Linked DNA regions of Homo sapiens: region 2 is linked to region 1. The links are chromatin contacts, found by POLR2A ChIA-PET in ENCODE. All regions are on one chromosome and are shown on one strand. The core of a region is the stretch at or near the end of the contact, and the rest is flanking DNA. Distances in the headings are between cores, read along the strand shown.

What was found. ChIA-PET counts read pairs that join two places held with the same protein, here RNA polymerase II (POLR2A).
Region 2: POLR2A ChIA-PET joins it to region 1 with 21 read pairs in activated CD4-positive, alpha-beta T cell. The contact joins two enhancer-like sites. POLR2A ChIA-PET finds 5 or more read pairs at or near these places in 3 of 52 experiments (H1, WTC11 and activated CD4-positive, alpha-beta T cell).

What each region holds. Positions count from the first base shown.
Region 1 is chr9:6,437,202-6,444,031 of GRCh38, forward strand. All of the region lies in intron 3 of UHRF2 (ubiquitin like with PHD and ring finger domains 2), which reads left to right. Among named protein-coding and RNA genes, the nearest start is that of UHRF2, 27 kb to the left of the region's middle. Within about 2 kb of position 2,295, at least 2 of the 41 ENCODE cell types and tissues checked have a DNase peak (open chromatin) inside an H3K27ac peak, as active enhancers do.
Region 2 is chr9:6,541,613-6,548,303 of GRCh38, forward strand. The region is part of intron 21 of GLDC (glycine decarboxylase); the gene reads right to left. It also overlaps the pseudogene RN7SL25P. Among named protein-coding and RNA genes, the nearest start is that of GLDC, 100 kb to the right of the region's middle. Within about 2 kb of position 3,544, at least 2 of the 41 ENCODE cell types and tissues checked have a DNase peak (open chromatin) inside an H3K27ac peak, as active enhancers do.

The sequences.
Region 1 (6,830 bases), core at 1,045-3,544:
GCCTAACAGTAGTAATAAGCAGATTTTTTATTTTATTATTATTATTTTTTAGACAGAGTCTCGTTCTGTTGCTCAGTCTGGAGTGCAGTGGCACGATCTCGGCTCGCTGCAACCTCTGCCTTGCAGGTTCAAGCGATTCTCCTGCCTCAGCCTCATGAGTACCTGGGATGACAGGTGCCTGCCACCACGCCTGGCTAACTTTTGTATCTTTAGTAGATACGGGGTTTCACCGTGTTGGTCAGGCTGGTCTTGAACTCTGGACCTCAGGTGATCCACCTACCTCAACCTCCCAAAGTGCTGGGATTACAGGTATGAGTCACTGCACCTGGCCAGATTTTTTTATTGAGTAGTAAGCTCCAAGTGAGTCGATAGAATGTGGTTGTCATATAGTTATGCTGTAAATCTGTTTTGCTTTATTTTATTTATTTATTTTTGAGACAGAGTCTTGCACTGTGGCCCAGGCTGGAGTGCAGTGGTGCGATCTCAGGTCACTGCAACCTCCACTTCCTGGTTTCAAGTAATTCTCGTGCCTCAGCCTCCCAAGAAGCTAGGATTATAGGCATGCACCACCACACCTGGCTAATGTTTGTATTTTTAGTTGAGACTGGGTTTCACCACGTTGGCCAAGGTGGTCTTGAATTCCTGATCTCAAACACCCACCTTAGCCTCCCAGAGTGCGAGATTACAGGTGTGAGCCACCGCACCCGGCTAGTTTCATTAGAAGTAAGATACCTAGTACAAACCAGATGATGCTGCTGTTGTACTGGACTGGCTATTCCCTACTAGGAATATTGTCCTCCAGCTCTCATGCCTTAAAAACAATACCATCAGGACCTGGTGCATGTTCAGAGTAGGACTCAAAATGTAAAACTACAGTGAAGAGTAGCCAAAAAAACTAAATACTTAGCTTGAAAGACCTGGATTATGATTGTTCCCATATTGTAAAAGCTCTTAGAAGAGATTTCTGTATAACACAGAAGGGAAGTTTCAGGATAACCTAAACTTCCTACCAGTCAAATATCTCTGAAGATGGAGAATGGTCTGCCTTGAGAAGTAGCCAGTAAACTAGCATTGGCCATTTTCAACCATAGATGGGAAGACTTATTGGAGATGATGCACTGCAAAGAGAATCTATGAAGTTAGTAATTGTATTAGATGACCTGTAATGACAGCATGTCATTTTTACCTCTAAGCCAGTGTCTCTCAAAGTCACATTTTTGTACTTTAACTAAATAGGCTTTAAGTGCTTATAGGTTACCATCCCATTGCATTTATGGCTTTATGGTATTTCTCTCAAAGAACTACTTTTTCATTTTTCTCCTAGAGTGATAAGCATTATTTGGCAAACCTGTGCACAATTGTGTCTGCAAACCTCTTGAGTGTAGCAGTGTAGTTTGAACAAGCTGTCATTTAGCAAAAGCAGGGAGATGTATTGTACATGAGATGAAAGAAACCTGCCTCTGGAATTATTCTGGGGTATGCAATGTTTGTCAGTTAAAATGGAGCTGTTTAAAAGCTGTTTTTTATAGTAATCTACGTATCTAATAGATTACTAGACCAGATTATCAGTCTTTGAAATGAAGCTTCATTAAAACAGAATTCGTTGCTGAATTAGGCCAAGATAAATAGCTATTCTCTTGCATTTTCAACTTCTACTCCAGTCAGAGCAGAGTTAAAAACAATCTTTAGTCTATGAGGAATGATAGCCATTATAGATTTATGATGTTTCTTCTTAGGTAGAGGAGTTTCAAACACCAAACCAAAAAAATTTAAGATATAGTAGAAGATGTAATTCTAAAATATAACTGAAATAATTTGTTTCCTAATTTATCTCCACTATTCCTTCAAAAATTACAGATACAAACACTAAGTTTATGAAAAACAGGTTATGTTAAGAGATTTGAAATGTTTTAAAATTTGAGTTTTACTAGTTGCTTGTAAATGGTCCTTTTCTATAGATTTCTTGGTGAACATAGGCTGAATTGTTTTTTGTTTGTTTCTTTGAGACAGCCCTGCTCTATGGCTTGGGCTGGAGTGCCGTGGTGTGATCTTGACTCACTGCAACTTCTGTCTCCCGGGTTCAAACGATTCTCCTGTCTCAGCCTCCTGAGACACAGATGTGCACCACCACGCCCGGCTAATTTTTGTGTTTAGTAGAGATGGAGTTTCGCCATGTTGGCCAGGTTGGTCTTGAACTCCTGACCTCAAGCCTCAGTTTTGGGATTACAGGCGTGAGCCTTCTTGAATTGTTGAAGGTTTCTTGTGAATATTCGATTGTCAGCCTTAAGGCCTACGTTAAGCTGTCAACTTTGTGGTTCACACCTTTATGCAGATAGTGCAAAGCAAACATTGGGTTCACATCATGTACAAAGTAGATAGATATTTATAAGTTTTTTTTCTGGATTGCTGTTCTATGTCACTTATCTGTCCTTAACCTTGTTTTAGTAGAACTCAACCTAATCAGTACTCAGGGAGAACTTTGACAGCAGAATTATTAAATTTAAACTCTAGAGATTTAGATTTCAAGGAATTCTTAAGTCATTTTTAAAACCACTCCTTTAGTGGGCACATACAACTTGGCTGTGAGAACTACCTCCCCTTACCCAAACCCTGGTTACTGGAGAGAGACTATACTTGAATGAAAACTCTTGTTTCTAGTGGTATTTTGAACAGAAAAGGGAGGAGGACTTAAGCAAAATGTTAAGGTAATAGAGGCAATTATAAATCATTAAGTGGTTAATGTAAAAGAAAAAAGGGAGAAAACATCAAATTTTCTTGTTTCATTTTAGTAAGTGTGTACTGTTCAGTTGTATATCTTCCTCAATGTTCTGTATTCCCATCAATTATCCTTTCTGTAGTTAAGATATTAAAAGTTAAGATTAACATTTTTAAGGGCCCTAAACATCTAAATTCACAAAACTGACAGCAGTCTTGCAAGTAGAGACCCTGAAGCTATTGTTGAAGAGTCAGGATGTTGACTGAGGGAAGTAGTGGTCTTGAAGGGCAGTCATTTCATTAGTGTTTTTAATAATATCTGTGGCATAGCTTATGATATTTTAGAGAATGTTGTCTTATGTGCCGGACTCTGAGCATAACTTCTTACACAGATGCTATGTAATATTTAGCATGATTATAATGTTAGCTACATTAAATCTCATATGAGGAAACCAAGGATTAATTATATAATTAGCCAAGGGTCACATCTATTAAACTGTCTGACTCAAGAGCCCAAGAGTTAACCAATATGCAGTATTGTGATTCAGCACAGACATGGTACATATAATTGATAATAGCCAACTTTTCTATGTTGCTGTCAGAGGTCAACATTTTATATAAATATTTAATTGCAAGTATGAGCTGAAGACTTGCTTTAGACTTTGCCTGGGATTTAAAGCAAAAAGCACACACGCAACTTCTATTGAGCTAAACCGTAGGTATGTCAACAACTTAGGGTATCCTGCCAAATTTTATCTGTACTCATCATTTGGCTGCGAAAATCTTTATCCTGCTTTTGTATATAAAAAGCATCTGCTTTCAGTGGATTTTATTTAGATTAATTTTAGTTACTTAGACTAGTGTTCCTCAACCCTGGCTACACATTGTCTAGGAAGTTTTCAAAATAATCGGTGCATGAGACCTCTCCGCATAGAATTTCTAGTATAATCCTTCTGAGGGAGCCCCCTTCCCTCTCCCTGGCATTGATGTCTTCAAAAGTTGTAATGATTCTAATCATTCCCTGTGATTCTATTTCATTCCCTGTGATTCCCTGTGATAATAATTCCCTATGATTCTAATGTCTAGCCATGGTTGAGAACCACTGCCTTAGTTCATTGATTCTCAAAATAATGGTCCTTGGCCAGGAGCATCAGCACCACGTGTTAGAAATGCAAATTCTTGGCCTGTGCAGTGGCTCATACCTGTAAACCTAGCACTTTGGGAGGCCAAGGCAGGTGGATCACTTGAGCCCAGGAGTTCGAGACCAGCCTAGGCAACATGGCAAAACCCAGTCTCTACAAAAAAAACTCAGCCACCTATGGTGGTGTGCACCTGTAGTCCCAGCTACTCGGGAGGCTGAAGTGGGAGGATGGCTTGAGCCCAGGAGGTGGAGGTTGCAGTGAGTGAAGATTGTGCCATTGTACTCCAGCTTGGGTGACACGGTGAAAACCTGTCTCTACCCCTCCCAAAAAGAAAAAAAAAAAAGCAGAATTAAAAACAAAAGAAATGCAAATTCCTGGGCTCACTCCAGGCATATGATGAATCAGTCCTGGAGTTGGCTGAGCAGTATGTGTTCTAATAAGTCCTTTGAGTGGCTCTGATGCATACTCAAGTTTGAGAACAAATCATTGATAAATTCCTTTTGACCCAGCCTTATCCATTACTATCAGGCAACTGCTGCCAAATAGCAGTATAGGGGAAAGGAGTTGATATATGACAGTTTAACTAAATATATTTTAAAGACCAAAGATGATATGCAATACCTGAAGAATCTGAGCATTCATTCTTATTTTAGTATGTCTAGGTGGTTTGTGGCCGGTTTTTTTTTTCCATTTTATTTCCTTATAGACATAAATTATTGGAACTAATTCTTTTCTAAAATTATATTTCATTCAAGCTAAATGATCTGTAGTTGACTTTAAATGAGGGACCATTTCTCCACTATACAGTCTTTACCCATATTAATTTTTCATAGAAATTAATGTCCATAATGTATTTATGGGGAAATTTGTCTGTTAAATTCTTGAGTGGGGGAAATACTATGTAATAGTTGACTGTTCCGAGATCTAAGGTTTTTCTTGCTCTGTTGCCCAGGCTGGAGTCCAGTGGCACGATCTTGGCTCACTGCAACCTCTGCCTCCTGGGTTCAACAATTCTCATGCCTTAGCCTGTCGAGTAGCTGAGATTACAGGTGCCTGGCACCACGTCTGGCTAGTTTTGGTGTTTTTAATAGAGACAAGGTTTCACCATGTTGTCCAGGCTGGTCTCAAACTCCTGACCTCAAGTGATCACCAGCCTCAGCCTCCCAAAGTGCTGGGATTACAGGTGTGAGCCACCACCTCCAGTCAGTCCTTCTAAGACAAGCTTCCTGAACGGGAGATGGGATTGAAATAGATGTCAGATTCTTCCCTGATTGTAAAATGCTTTTCCTTGAAATGTTTCCAGTGGATGAAGCAGCTCAGTCTCTGGTCATTACAGAATAATCAATCCATAAATTTTCAATCAGTTCAAAAGTTCTCTAAACATTGGCATAAGGTTTTGTTTTGTTTTGTTTTGTTTTGTTTGTTTTGTTTTGTTTTTGAGACAGGGTCTTGTTCCATCACCCTGATTGAAATGCAGTGGCACAAACATGGCTCACTGCAGCCTCGACTTTCTGGGCTGAAGTGATCCTCCTGCCTCCGCCTCTCATGTAGCTGGGACCACAGGTGCACACCACTGTGACCAGTTAATTTTTGATTTTTTTTTTTTTTGGGGGGGTAGAGATGGGGTCTCACTTTGTTGCCCAGGCTGGTCTCGAACTCCAGGCTCAAGCAATCCTTTCACCTCGGCCTCCTAAAGTCCTGGAAGTACAGGCCTGAGCCACTGTGCCTGGCATGGCACGAACTTCATGATGATATGGTCTAGGCTTTAATTTTTAGGCCATAGTTACCACACTACCACCTGTTCTCTTTATCCTCTTAAAACCAAGGATTTAACATGTACTGTCGGTCAGTCTTACAGTTCAGTTAAAAAGGTAAGTGTAAGGAAACTATTCTTGTTAGTGACTTGCTTTTCCTTTATTGCTTTATTTAACTTAGTGGTCTAATTTAGAGGTCTCGGGTTATAACTTTTAGCTGATTTCTATAAGAATAAAAGTAAGCTAGAAAACACCTAGTAGTTTGAACAAGGAAGTGTCTATGTAAAGAAGGAAAATTCTTATGAAAGTTAATATGTCTGTATCTGATCTTAAGAATGAAGCTACCTTTGGCTAGGCAAGTTGCAGTCTTTAACTGTGGGCAAATGATCGCCAGGAGCCTTTTCATAGTGAAGCCCAAATTAAAGTAGCTTAATCCAATAATTCTCTTGTTAAAATAACACAGTGTGCCAAGCAGTATACAGATACTTTACCTGGATTATCTCATGTAATCTTCATAGAAACTCAGTGAAGTGTAGATGTTTTCTTATGTGTAAAGTGGGAATAACTGAGGTTTAAAGAAGTAACTTGCTCAGTGTTAGAGAGCTAGTAAGTAGCAGGCAGATTCCAAAAAGCGCATGCTTGCAACTACTCTACCATACTACCTCTCATTTTAAGAGAAGCATGCTTTTAAAAAACTATTGTAAAACACCATCTATCTATAGCATGTCAGTTTGTTTAAATAACTTAAAAATTTCTGTTTATCTCTCTAGTCAGAATGCTTTCACAGAACAGATACTATAAACCAGAGAAGTTCTTTTTCTTGTCCATAAACACCTGTATGTACTTCTCTGTGGGGGAGAACACATACTTTTTAGTATTAAAAGGGTTGCTTAAACCAAATAGGTTCAACTGTTACTTTTAATACAGTGTCAAGGCTTTACCATGGGATTGAAATCAAATGAAATGTTACAGCATCACTTAGAATTTTGTGGGTAACTTAGGCTAGGCTATAATTAAAAACTCATCTGGCAAACGTCTTAAAATATGTTGTCTTTGCTCCCAGCATTCTTTAAGATTTCTGGAGCTATTCTCAGTCTGTGGTACATGATTTTGAGTAGCCTTAATTGTGGCTACTGCAAATAGAAGTCAGTGAGCCAATTCTGAATAAAATCAAGTGGTATTTTTAGATGAAAGTTTTTCCAAAAAGTAACAAAACTGA
Region 2 (6,691 bases), core at 2,294-4,793, 110 kb after region 1:
AGGAGTTCAAAACCAGCCTGGCCGACATGGTGAAACCCTGTCTCTACGAAAAAAAAATTACAAAAATTAGCCAGGTGTAGGGGCGGGTGCCTGTAGTTCCAGCTACTCGGGAGACTGAGTGAGAGAATTGCTTGAACCTGGAAGGTGGTGGTTGCAGTGAGCCGAGATGGCACCACTGCACTGCAGCCTGGGAGACAAAGCGAGACTTCATCTCAAAAAAAAAAAAGAAGTGGTTTTGTTTGAAAATAAAACTATAAAGAGCGTAAGACTCTGAATATACTGAAACTGCATATTTTTAAACCACGCTTGAAGAAAAAAAAAAAAAACTTCAAAAACATTGAAATAGGGGCCAGGCGCGGTGGCTCAAGCCTGTAATCCCAGCACTTTGCGAGGCCGAGGCGGGCGGATCACGAGGTCCAGAGATCAAGACCATCCTGGCCAACGTGGTGAAACCCCATCTCTACTAAAAATACAAAAATTAGCTGGGCGTGGTGGCGCATGCCTGTAGTCCCAGCTACTTGGGAGGCTTAGACAGGAGAATTGCTTGAACCCGGGAGTCGGAGGTTGCAGTGAGCGAAGATCATGCCACTGCACTCCAGCCTGGTGACAGAGCAAGACTCTGTCTCAAGGAAAAAAGAAATTGAGACACAGTTGAGCGCTCCGTCACTCAGGCTGGAGTGCAGTAGTGCCATAACAGCTCACTGCAGCCTTGACCTCCTGGGCCCAAGCAATCCTCTCAGTTCAGCCTCCTGAGAGTAGCTGGGACTACAGGTGTGCACCACATGCCCAGCTAATTTTTGTATTTTTTGTAGAGATGGGGTCTCACTATGGCTAGGCTGGTCTCAAACTCCTGGGCTCAAGTGATCCCCCCACCTCAGCCTCCCAAAGTGCTGGGATTACAGGCCGTGAGCCACTGCGCCCAGGCAAAACATGCTTTCTAACAATGATGGGGAATAAACTGTAAGGAGTATGATTCAAAAGCAGAAAATTCAGCCGGGCATGGTAGCTCACACTTGTAATCCCAGCATTTCAGGAGACCGAGGCAGGAAGATCGCTTGAGCCCAGGAGTTTGAGACCAGCCTGGGCAGCATAGTGAGAGCTTGTTTCTACAAAAAAACAAAAAATTAGCTAGGTGCAGTTGTGCCTGCCTGTAGTACCAGCTACGTGTAAGGCTGAGGTGGGAGAATCATTTGAGCCCAGGAGGTCAAGGCTGCAGTGAGCCGAGATCACATCACTGCATTCCAGCCTGGGTGACGGAGTGAGACCTTTTCTCAAAAAAAAAAAAAAAAAAAAAAAAGAGGTAGAAAATCCTATTCATGGGTAGGTAAACATAGGGAAAAAATGCTGAAACAGAATAGTAAGTGGAATGTTCAAGGGGAAAATCATTAGACTAAGTTTTTATCAACTATTAATACCAGGACTCTTAAATGCTCAGCTGAGGATTGCTTGAGCTTGGGAGTTGGAGACCAGCCTGGGCAACAAAGCAAGACCCTATCCTACAAAATATTTAAAAATTAGCCAGGTGTGTGGCAGACATCTGTAGTTCCAGCTACTTGGGAGGCTGAGGTGGGAGAATCGCTTGATCCCAGGAGGTTGAGGCTGCAATGAGCTATGATAATGTGACTGTACTCCAGCCTGGGTAATAAAGCAAGACCGTCTCTTAAACAAAACAAAATGCCCTGATTGTGACAATGATTGGAGGACGAAGGCTAATGGAAGCTCACTGCTCGGAATGACACCAGACAGCAGGGAGGGGAGGAGGGGAGAGACACAGTGGGGGAGGAGGCACTCTTGCTGGCAGCGCAAGAGGAGAGTCTTCCAAGCAGAGGTTCAGTAATAGCTGAAAGGCACCGTCAAGCCAAGCCCAACACAGCACTGCTAATACTACAGTGCCATCTGAAGAGGTCCCCACCATAGCCAAGAGGTTTAGGAAGAGCTCCATTTTCTAAATGAGGTTCAGATGTTATTTTCTAAATCCATACTCTATTGCGTTCAAATAGAAACTGCGGTGGAATTCCAGCATCTCTCTCCATCTCTATGTGAGCCCTGAAAGGGATGAAATTTCAACTTGGTGGCTGTCAGAAGCCAGATCCTAAGATGTTCTTTGCAGCTTTTAGGACACACAAACCTGCTATAGGGCAATGTTGGGGCGATATCAAGTGGAAACTGAATAAACCACTCAGCACCAACTTTTCGTGTTAACAGAGTAGGTGTTTCTGCTGGACCTAACAGTGACTACAGCTGAGAAGGTACCACGTGAAAGGGGCAAGGAGGACAGGAGGGGGGGGGATGAAGGAAAAGCAAGGTAAACGTTGGGTGGCTATCTAAGTGGGAACCACCGCCCCCATATGTTGATTGTCTTCTGAGGGTAAGAACAATATGGGAGTGTGCTGTGAAAAAATAGGGCTGCTCAAAACCCTCCTTGAGAGAAGGGACCAGACCTTACTTATCCCCCATCCTCAAGGCGGCTGCTGAGGAATAAATGAACTCACTGGGTAACTACTCTGGAAAGCTCTGCTGGGCAATCAATGCTTGGTCAAGCCTTTTAGCTGAAATCCACAGAACATGACTAACAGAATCAAACCTCCCGGCTGTTTCCCTGTAGTTCAAGCGAGAATGAGGTTTCCCCGAGAATGAGGTCAGGTAAGCGGGACTGAGCAGGGTCACTTGTGAGCCAAGGATGTGAGGGCCCAGCCCCTGAGGCCCCTGCCCACCCATACAGCAAGGGCCACCTGGAAACCTCCGCAGGGACAGGTATTTGCAGGCAAAGTCGCTGTTTGTCTGATGGAAAAACAAAAAAAAAGGCAGAAGACCTGAGGTCAAGATTTCAAGATAAGCCTAGCCAACATGGCGAAACCTCGTCTATACTGAAAATACAAAAATCAGCCGAGTGCAGTGGCGGGCACCTGTAATCATAGTGGGAGGCTGAGGCAGGAGAATTGCTTGAGCCGGGGAGGCGGGGGTTGCAGTGAGCCGAGATTGCACCACTGGACTCTAGCCTGGGTGACAGAGCAAGACTCTGTCTCAAAAAAAAAAAAAAAAAAAATGGATAGGCATATAAGAAATTAAAACATAAAGAAAACGTTGGGATACTAACAAAGTCATCTCCTCCTACTAATGGGAACTCCATTCAGATCAAACCTTTGCCTCCTATAAAAGTAGACAGCTGTGGATTTTTGCAATTCTTCCTTTAAAATGTATCAACTTGCCGGGGCAATGGCTCACACCTGTAATCCCAGCACTTTGGGAGGCCAAGGTGGGTGGATCACCTGAGGTCGGTAGTTTGAGACCAGCCTGACCAACAAGGAGAAACACTGTCTCTACTAAAAATACAAAGTTAGCCAGGCATGGTGGTGCATGCCTGTAATCCCAGCTACTCAGGAGGCTGAGGTGGGAGAATCGCTTGAACCCGGGAGGCAGAGGTTGAGGTGAGCTGAGATTGCGCCATTGCAATCCAGTCTGGGTAACAAGAGCGAAACTCTGTCTCAAAAAAAAGAAAAAAAAAAAAGTATCATCTTACCTGAGGTAATTCCTTTCTTTCCTCATTCTAGCAGAATACAGTCATGCATCACTTAATGAAGGGAATACGTTCTGAGAAGTGCATTGTGAGATGACTTTGTCATTGTGCAAACAGCATGGTGTACTTACATAAACTAGTTGGTAAAGTCTACTATATATACCTAGGCTACATGGTACAGCCTCTTGCTCCTACTGTACTGAATACTGTAGGCAATTGTAACACAATGGTCCGAATCTGTGTATCTTAACATATCTCAACATAGAAAAGACAGAGCAAAAATACGACATAAAACATAAAAAATGGTACATCTGTGTAGGGCACTTACCATGAATGGAGCTTGCAGGGCTGAAGTTGCTCTGGATGAGTCAGTGAGTGAGTGGTGAGTGAACGGGAAGGTCTAGGACATTCCTGTATACTACCATAGACTTTGTGAACGCTGTACACTTAGGCTATATTAATTTATTTAAAAAAACTTTTTTCTTCAATAATAAATTAACCTTAGCTTACTGTAACTTTTTTTATTTTTGAGACAGAGTCTCAATCTGTTGCCCAGGCTGGAGTGCAGTGGCGCAATCTCGGCTCACTGCAGCCTCCTATTCCTGGGTTCAAGCGATTATTATGCCTCAGCCTCCCGAGTAGCTGGGATTACAGATGTCCACCACCATGCCTGGCTAATTTTTGTATTTTTAGTAGAGACGGGGTTTCACCATGTTGGCCTGGCTGGTCTCGAACTCCTGAGTTCAAGTGATCTGCCCGCCTCAGCCTTCCAAAGTGCTGGGATTATAGGCGTGAGCCACCATGCCCAGCGTACTGTAACTTTTTTACTTTATAAACTAAATTTTTTAAACCTTTCTGACTCTTTTGTAATAACACTTTAAACACAAATACATTGTACAGCTGTACAAAAATATTTTCTTTTTCAATGTCCTTATTCTATATGCTTTCTTCTATATTTAATTTCTTTTTACTTTTTAAACTTTTTTGTTAAAAACTAAGACACAAACACACACCTTTGTCTAGGCCTACAGATTCAGGATGCTCAATATCATTGTCTTCCACCTCCTCATCTTTTTTTTTTGAGACAGTGTCTCACTCTGTCACCCAGGCTGGAGTGCAGTGGCACCATTACAACTCACTGCAGCCTCAACTTCCCAGGCTCAAGCAATCCTCCTGCCTCAACCTTCCAAGTAGCTGGGACTACAGGTGTGCACCACCATGGTGGTTAATTTTTTCTTTTTTTTTTTTTTTGGAAGAGACAGGTCTCATGATATTTCCCAGGCTGGTCTCAGACTCCTGGGCTCAAGCAACCCTCCCGGCTTGGCCTCCCAAACTGCTGGGATTGCAGGCATGAGCCACAGCACCTAGCCCCACCTCCGACATCTTGTCCTCTGGAAGGTGTTCAGGGACAGTAACACACACGGAGCTGCTATCTCCTGTGATGACAATGCCTTCTTCTGGAATACCTCCTGAAGGACCGCCCTGAAGCTGTTTTACAGTTAACATTTTTTTTTTACAGTAGAAGGAATACACTCTAAAATAATGATGGGGGCCAGACGCAGTGGCTCACGCCTGTAATCCCAGCATTTGGGGAGGCCAAGGTGGGAGGATCACCTGAGGTCAGGAGTTTGAGACCAGCCCGGGCAACAGGATGAAACCCTGTCTCTACTAAAAATACAAAAATCAGCCAAGCGTGGTGATGAACACCTGTAGTCCCAGCTACTGGGGAAGCTGAGGCAGGAGAATCGCTTGAACCTGGGAGGCGGAGGTTGCAGTGAGCCAACATCACACCACTGCACTCCCACCTGGGTGACCAAGCGAGACTCTGTCTCAAAAATAATAATAATAATAATAATAATGATAAGAAGCATTATGTAGTGAATACATAAACCAGCAGCATAGTCTTTATCATTATTATTAGGTACTATATATTAAATGTAAGTGTCATACTTTTAGACAACCCGCCTCAGCCTTCCAAAGTGCTTGGATTACAGGTGTGAACCAACACACCCGGCTGCTACTAAATAAAATTAAACGTGAGGAAGTTTAAAATATGAACAAATAAGCAATTAGGGAAAAAACCAATAGGATGCAGTTATATGTCTTTTTAAGATATGGAAACAACATGATTTTAAGCTGTGAAATCAGAGAGTCAGCTGTGAAGGAGAAGGAAGTAGACAGAACAGATGGGGGAACACAGTTACCCTGGATGGACAAGGCTGGCACTAAGAACTAGGGAAACATTGAGCGCATTGGCTACATATACTAAAACAATAAGGTCATTTTCACCTATCAAATTGGCCATGATATATTGTTTACTTGTTCTTCTGTCTAGTTCTCAGTCCTCACTAGGCCCCTGTGTGATGGCCACTCTCATATGTTATCACTGTGAGATAAATTGGCACAAAGTCTCTGGGAAAAAAATTGAAGCCATACATGTCAAAAGCTTCAGTGCATTTATATCCTCTGAGATAATAATTTTTTCTATGACTCTCTCCTAAGGAAATTATCAGGCAAAATTCTTTAAAATTTCAAGCAAAGGATACTCACGGCCACATTGTAATAAATGCAAACAAAGGGAAGAAAAACTATACAATTGGTTAAATCATGGCACATCTACACAATGGAATTGACAGTGCCACTTTCAAAGAATATTTAGTGACAGGGGAAAATGCTCATAATATACATTTAAAAAATAGGCTAAAAACTGTATTTGTAGGCCAGGTGCAGTGGCTCACACCCATAACCCCAGCATTTTGGGAGGCCGAGGTGGGAGGATCACTAGAGCAGAGGAGTTCAAGACCAACCTGGGCAACAGAGCAAGACCCCGTCTCTACAAAAAATATATATATAAATAAATTAGCCAGGTGTGGCGGGTGTATGCCTGTGTTCCCAGCTACTTGGGAGGATGAGTTAGGAGGATGACTTGAGCCCAGGAGCTGAAGATTGCAATGAGCTGCCATGGCACCACTGCACTTCAGCCTGGACAACAAACTAATAAAACTATCTGTAGTATGATCAATTGTACAAACAAAGAGGAGAAGAAATACAGAAAATATTAGTAATGGCTATAACTGATTGATGGAACCATGGACCATTTACATTTTCTTTGTCATGCTTTATTATTTTCCAAAATGTCCGTGTTGAGCATATATACATTATTTATGTAATCTG